Regions from separate parts of the Homo sapiens genome. Here region 2 is linked to region 1. A link is a loop called in an ENCODE intact Hi-C map of the cell type or tissue named here. Cell type or tissue: ovary. All regions are shown on one strand. Links, peaks and the distances in the headings refer to the core of each region. The heading gives the core; the rest is flanking DNA. Region 1 has its middle 22 kb from the start of PARVB. Region 2 overlaps PARVB (parvin beta).

The links. Hi-C counts contacts between places; a loop is a spot of excess contacts. Peaks named below come from ENCODE experiments on the same cell type or tissue, not always from the same donor. Only the 100,000 strongest peaks of a DNase experiment are listed, where the experiment ranks them.
Region 2: it touches region 1 in a loop (3.0-fold over the local background); 89 of 110 quality-filtered maps call a loop at or near these places.

Annotation. Positions count from the first base shown.
Region 1 is chr22:44,001,157-44,004,064 of GRCh38, reverse strand. It overlaps a transcript of PARVB not described here. Among named protein-coding and RNA genes, the nearest start is that of PARVB, 22 kb to the left of the region's middle. In ovary, for the core only: no CTCF peak of the experiment used is centred there; no DNase peak of the experiment used is centred there; H3K27ac peaks cover 519 bases.
Region 2 is chr22:44,075,750-44,078,657 of GRCh38, reverse strand. The region is part of intron 1 of PARVB (parvin beta); the gene reads right to left. Among named protein-coding and RNA genes, the nearest start is that of PARVB, 53 kb to the right of the region's middle. In ovary, for the core only: no CTCF peak of the experiment used is centred there; no DNase peak of the experiment used is centred there.

The DNA of each region.
Region 1 (2,908 bases), core at 248-2,747:
CCTCTCCATCCTGTTCTAGAGGCTTCCATCCCAAGAGTGGGGAAGGGCCAGCACCTGGCAAAGTTCTCCAAACAGAACTAGGGGCTCCCTGGAGAAGGGGAGTGGCCAGCCCTGCAGAAGCCAGGCCCAGCAGCGGCAACTACAGGTCATTTGGAACAACTTCAGGGAAGGGGACATCGGAGGTAAGGGATGGGCAGACACAGGAGGCTGTGGGACCTCTGGGGCTAAAGAGGAGGGTAAACCTGACGGCAGTTGCCAGAAGAGCCACCTGTACAACACCCTGCACCTGGCCCAATGTCCATGTTGGAGGAACGAATAAGCGAACAAAGGAAGTGAGAATCCAAAGCCAGCTCCAACTCCTAAACACAGGCTCTTTCCACCCCAACACAAGGTTTCCTGCTCCCCACCCCTGGAAGAGCAGTTTTCAGACAGACAGGAAAGGCTAGGACCCTGGCCTGGGAGTGTGGGAATGGAAAGAAAGGGTCAGATTCCAGGGAGTCCAGTCCTGGCGTGGCTGCCGCAGCACATTATAACAGGGCTTAATCTCTCTGGGTTAAGGTTTGGTGATGAATCCTACTTAGCCTTTACTAGATACAGAACATCCCAGGAAATTCCATTCCACTTGATTTCTGCAGTCAGGTGGAATGGATGTCAAGTCAAGATGTCACCTTTCATCCCCAAGGCCACATCACAGTCTCTTTATGATGTTCTGGTATTTCCAGCAGTAGCTCTGCCCGCTCAGTATTTCAGGGAAATTACGTTTAGATGAACGGTAATTTCTGGCTATGATAATAAGATCAAAGCAATTGTATTTGGGTCTCTGACTCAATACAGGAAGGTCACCTTCTATTTCACAGTAACGGATGGATCCAGGCTGGCTATTATCTCAACCCTGCGAAGTCAGAATATTTTAATTGACCGGCACATCCATCTAGTGACAAATGTAGGGAATGCTTCATCCATTAGAAACTGATTGATTGAAAAGCACGGGGGAAGTACGGGGAAGAAAGGCTGTAATTTTCACAGTTGGTCAAACTTCACAGAATGTCCTTGCTTTTCAAAAATCATGACTATTTTTCTAACAAGATAATGCTGAATCTCCTTTTGCATGAATGTTTGTTGCTCTTAAAAGTTATCTAATGATTTGGCAAAGGAATCCAGTAATTTACTTGTCAGGAAGGCACTATGTATAAAGCTACAACTCTGGCACCGAGACGTGTGTGTCTGTGATTACCATTCGCCCCACTTTCGGGCAAAGCATTTTTCATTCTTGAAAACAGGCCAACTGGTTTGACCCCAGGAAGGCACGACTGAGACAGCCTCCCACGGTTCACTACGCAAACTGAAATCTGTATGTGTAAATGTAAAAACAGGCCTCACGTTTAATGCAGAATTTAATGCCAGTCCTTGCTCTTTACAGTGTTCTCCTGTGTACAGCCACGCAGGAAAGACATCCCTCCTACTAGAACCCACTGGGATTGGCAGGTTCTTACCCACCCCACGGAGCGCAGAGACCACGCACCCGCCTCTGCCCCTCCACCAACACCCACTGCCCCCTCCTGCCACTTCTGAGTTCCTACCACGTGCCAGGCACTTCGCTTTTGTTTCTCTCGATACTGATAGGCTCGACTACCCCATTTCACAAAGGATCTGCGGCAGGGAGGTGAATATGATTTACATCTGAAAATAAAAGGAGGGTGCTTAAGTCCCAGCTTAGCCCTTATGGGCATTCTCACAATTACTCTATTGCAAGTCACCTGGGGAGGACCCCGAAAGCTGAAAAAATTAGCTTTGGACAACGATAGATCAGTGGTTCCCGAAGCGTGGTCCACGGCCCCCTGGAGATCCTGAGACTCCTCCAGGGAGTCCATTGGGTTAAAACTATATTTATAATAATGCAAAGACATTACTTAGTTACTTGGTTCACTGGGTTGACATTTGCACTCACGATGCAAAAGCAGCTGTGGGTGAAAGTGCCTGCACCCTGGCAGAGAATGGCAGAGGCAACACACCCCTATGGCCATTGTATTCTTCGCCACTGTGCTTGGGGAGGGAAACACAAATGCCAGTTTCGCTCATGAATGAAGCAGCAAAATGCTCCCTGTCATTACATCTCAGCGCTTTTACCCTGTGTTCAAACATCCTAAGCAGAGAACACTTCTGCTGCTCACAGGGGCTCATATGTCTCAAGGAAAGCCCTGGGTGATTGGGTCCAGGCCTGAATTGCCGCTGTGTTCATGGAACATTGTTTTTCCCTGGAAGAGCGACTAACAAACTATGGTGATTCAGACGTGGGTATCTGGCAGACATTTCCTTGGAAATGGACAAAGTGAGCTTCAAGTGTTTGCTGCCAATGGTAAAATGCGGGCTTCAAGTGAAAACTGGAATTTTTGGAAACTTGGATCCAGCACCATGAGCTTGGCAGCTTCCCAATACCTCCCTAACTTCTAATGGTCCCACTTCCGATGTACTGACTTTTACAACAGCGTGAAATGGTTGCAATTTCTATGTCATGTACGGTATTCAACAAACTGCACAAGATCTTCAATACTTTCTTATAAAATAAGCTTTGTTTTAGATTTTTCCCAACTGTAGGCTAATATAAGTGTTCTGAGCATGTTCCAGGGAGGCTGGGCTAAGCCACGATGTCCAGTAGGTTAGGTGTACTTAATGCATTTTCAATTTACAATATTTTTGAATTACAACGGGTTTATCAAATGTAAGTCAACGAGCATCTGTACTTAGATTTTCCTGATCCAACGGGTGCTGATATTAATGAATGTGATCTTTTATTGATTGATTGATTGATTTTTCTGAGATGGAGTCTCGCTCTGTCACCCAGGCTGGAGTGCAGTGGCGTGATCTCGGCTCACTGCAAGCTCCGCCTCCCGGGTTCACGCCATTCTCC
Region 2 (2,908 bases), core at 157-2,656, 75 kb before region 1:
GTTCACATCAAGTCCCAGGAACCTGTGACTTCACATGGCAAGAGGGGGACTTTGTAGATGTGATTAGGTAAGGACCTTGGGGTGGGAGATTAGCCTGGTTATTCAGGGGGCCCGATGTGATTGACAGGGTCCTTACAAGAGGAAGCAGGAGGACCAGAGCCTTTTACTAGGTCCAGATACCTCCCTTACCACTTCCCCCATGCCTGCCCCGACATGGTAACCCTGGCCAGGAAAAGGTCAGGATGGTGGCAGAGAAGAGGGGAACTCAGTCCATGCTGTGGATTTAATTGTGTCCCCCTGAAAAAGATATGCTGGAGTTAGGCAGGTCCGGGTCTAACCACTCATCTGGGTGTGTGGCCTTGGGAAAGTTCACATCTCCAAGTGCCAATTCCAACATCAGTAAAAACAGTGACACAACCTTAAGTGAGGACTTCTCTGGAAGAGGGAGAGACAGACACACTGTGTCCAGCCAGTTCAACACAGTAGCTTGCCTGAGCTAAGGATGCAAACAGAGCTCACAGGACATGTGACAAGGACCCACGCTGTGAGCTTGGGGCTCCAAATTCAGGCTCCTTCCACCACACGGCTCTGCAAATGGCCCCCTGTCCTCAAGGGACCTGGTGTCTCTATCATGTCACCAAGCCCAACTGTTTCCCTAGCTGTAAAGAGTAATATCCCCTGCCTACAATCCCAGCACTTCGGGAGGCTGAGGTGGGCGGATCACTTGAGGTCAGGAGTTCGAAACCAGCCTGGCCAACATGGTGAAAACCCGTCTCAACTAAAAACACAAAAATTAGCCGAGTGTCATGGTAGGTGCCTGTAATACCAGCTACTCGGGAGGCTGAGGCAGGAGAATCGCTAGAACCATTGCACACCAGCCTGGATGACAGAATGAGACACTGTCTCAGAAGAAAAAAAAAGAGTAACTATCCCCCTCCAATATCATTGCTAAGGTTTAAAGTCACATGTGGGCAATGACGTGTGGTTCTCCAATCCCCTGCAGAGCTTCCCACCTCCCCGGCACCCACCTGGCGACTCCCCGTCACATCCTGGCCAGGACTCGTAAGCCAACTTCACCCTTATCGGTGTTGTCTGGCGGTCTGGAAGAAGATAGGTCTGGGGATCTGGAAGACCTCACTGTGTGCTGTGTATTGCACTGTATCTCCCCTAAAAGGCACACTGGAGTCTGGCCCCCAACACCTGTGACTGTGGCCTTATTTGGAAGCAGGGTCTTTGCAGATGTAATCAAGTTGCAGATTCGGTCATTAGGGTGGGCCCTAATCCAATGACAGGCGTCCTTACAAGAAGAGGAGAGGACAGAGACACAGACGGAGAAGGAGGCCCACGTGAAGAGGGAGACAGAGGCTGGAGTGATGTGGCCCACGGCAGGGAACACCAGAGCCACCACAGCCTGGAAGAGGCCAAGGGGGATCCTCTCGGAGCCCTGGAGGGAGCACAGCCCAGCTGACACCTTGATCTTGGACTTCCAGCCTCCAAAACTGTGACAGACTATGTTTCTGTTGTTTAAGCCACTCAGGTTGTGGTGCTTTGTTACAGTGGCCCCAGGACACTAGCACACCCCATGCTGCCCCAGGGCAGGCCCGGTTGCACCTGCTGCTTGGCCCCGGGCAGGCACAGGACCCATACTCAAGAGTGTCAACCAAAGGGGGACCCAGGCCACACATCATGTGATATTCTGATCATAATTCGACTTCCAGCCAAGCTGGTATCAGACAGGATGTGCCCAACATTCCGGCGCACACCTCAGCGAGCCACATACCGAGGGCTGGGGAGGGGGCACAGGACCCAGCCCCAGCCCCCAGCCTGTGGGCACTCTCCCTAGGGTGCAGGGGAGTTGGGGCAGGCCACCTCCTCCATGGGACACAGCAGCATGTTTCTGGCCCTCAGCATCTCACCTGAGAAAGGGGCAGGCACCCTGGCTTATCTATCTCACGGTGGGCAGATGCCCCATGAATCTAGAGGAGGGTGCACAGAGACCCAGGACCCAGGCACGCCTATAAACAACTCGTGCTCCCTGCACCACGAGGCATACACTGCTCCTGCCATTGCCCTTCAAAACACACCCCACGCACAGCTGCATGTGGTCTTGAAGAACTGTGTATTTGTGGAAAAACTTCCTGCTATGTTGAGGCTGGGCTCTGTATCTTACCAGAACCCCTGGGCTGCACCCTCCGGAGGGAAGAGCCTGTCTCTAGGCCTGAAAGATCAGAGAGGAGAACGGATTTCTGAGGAGAACGAATTTCTGGCAGGGGAGGACTGGGGCCACTGTGGGGACCGGGCTTACAAGACAGAGGACTAGAAAGAGGACACAGGGCTGCGGGTGGCCGCCCTTTCACCATTCCTAGAGGTGACAGTCTCTACAAGGACAGGCATCCCCCAAATCAGCGGCCATGGAGTCCACGACTCAGCTGCCATGGGGCCCCCAACTCAGCTGCTGTGGAGCCACTCTTTCTGAGAGGGCCACCTCATGGAGAAACTCACAACAGGCCTAGCATTGAGGGGCTGAGCGCTCTGGCCTCCACAGACCAGCCCTGGGTTGAGGCAGGCGGTCCTCCTTCCAGACACTCCCAAGTCCCGGCCCCACCTGCCCCCTTCAGCATCCTCTCCTGCTTTGCGCTCCAGGTCCCCTGCCCCACGGCCATCAGTTTAGACAATGCACAGGCCTAGGCCAGGTGCAGTCAGAGAGCTCCAACCTCAGGGCAGGGGCCTGGGCTCTGATCCCAGCTCGACTGCTCCATCCCAACTCCACAGCACCTGGGCTATACATCTGCAGCAAGAGCAGCGGATCCTCTGGGAGGCAAACAGGGAACAAATGGATCCGTCCAGACAATGCAGAAAGAGCCACTTGGAACCAAGAAGAAACGCGCCGTCAGCTGTGAAAAGGCGT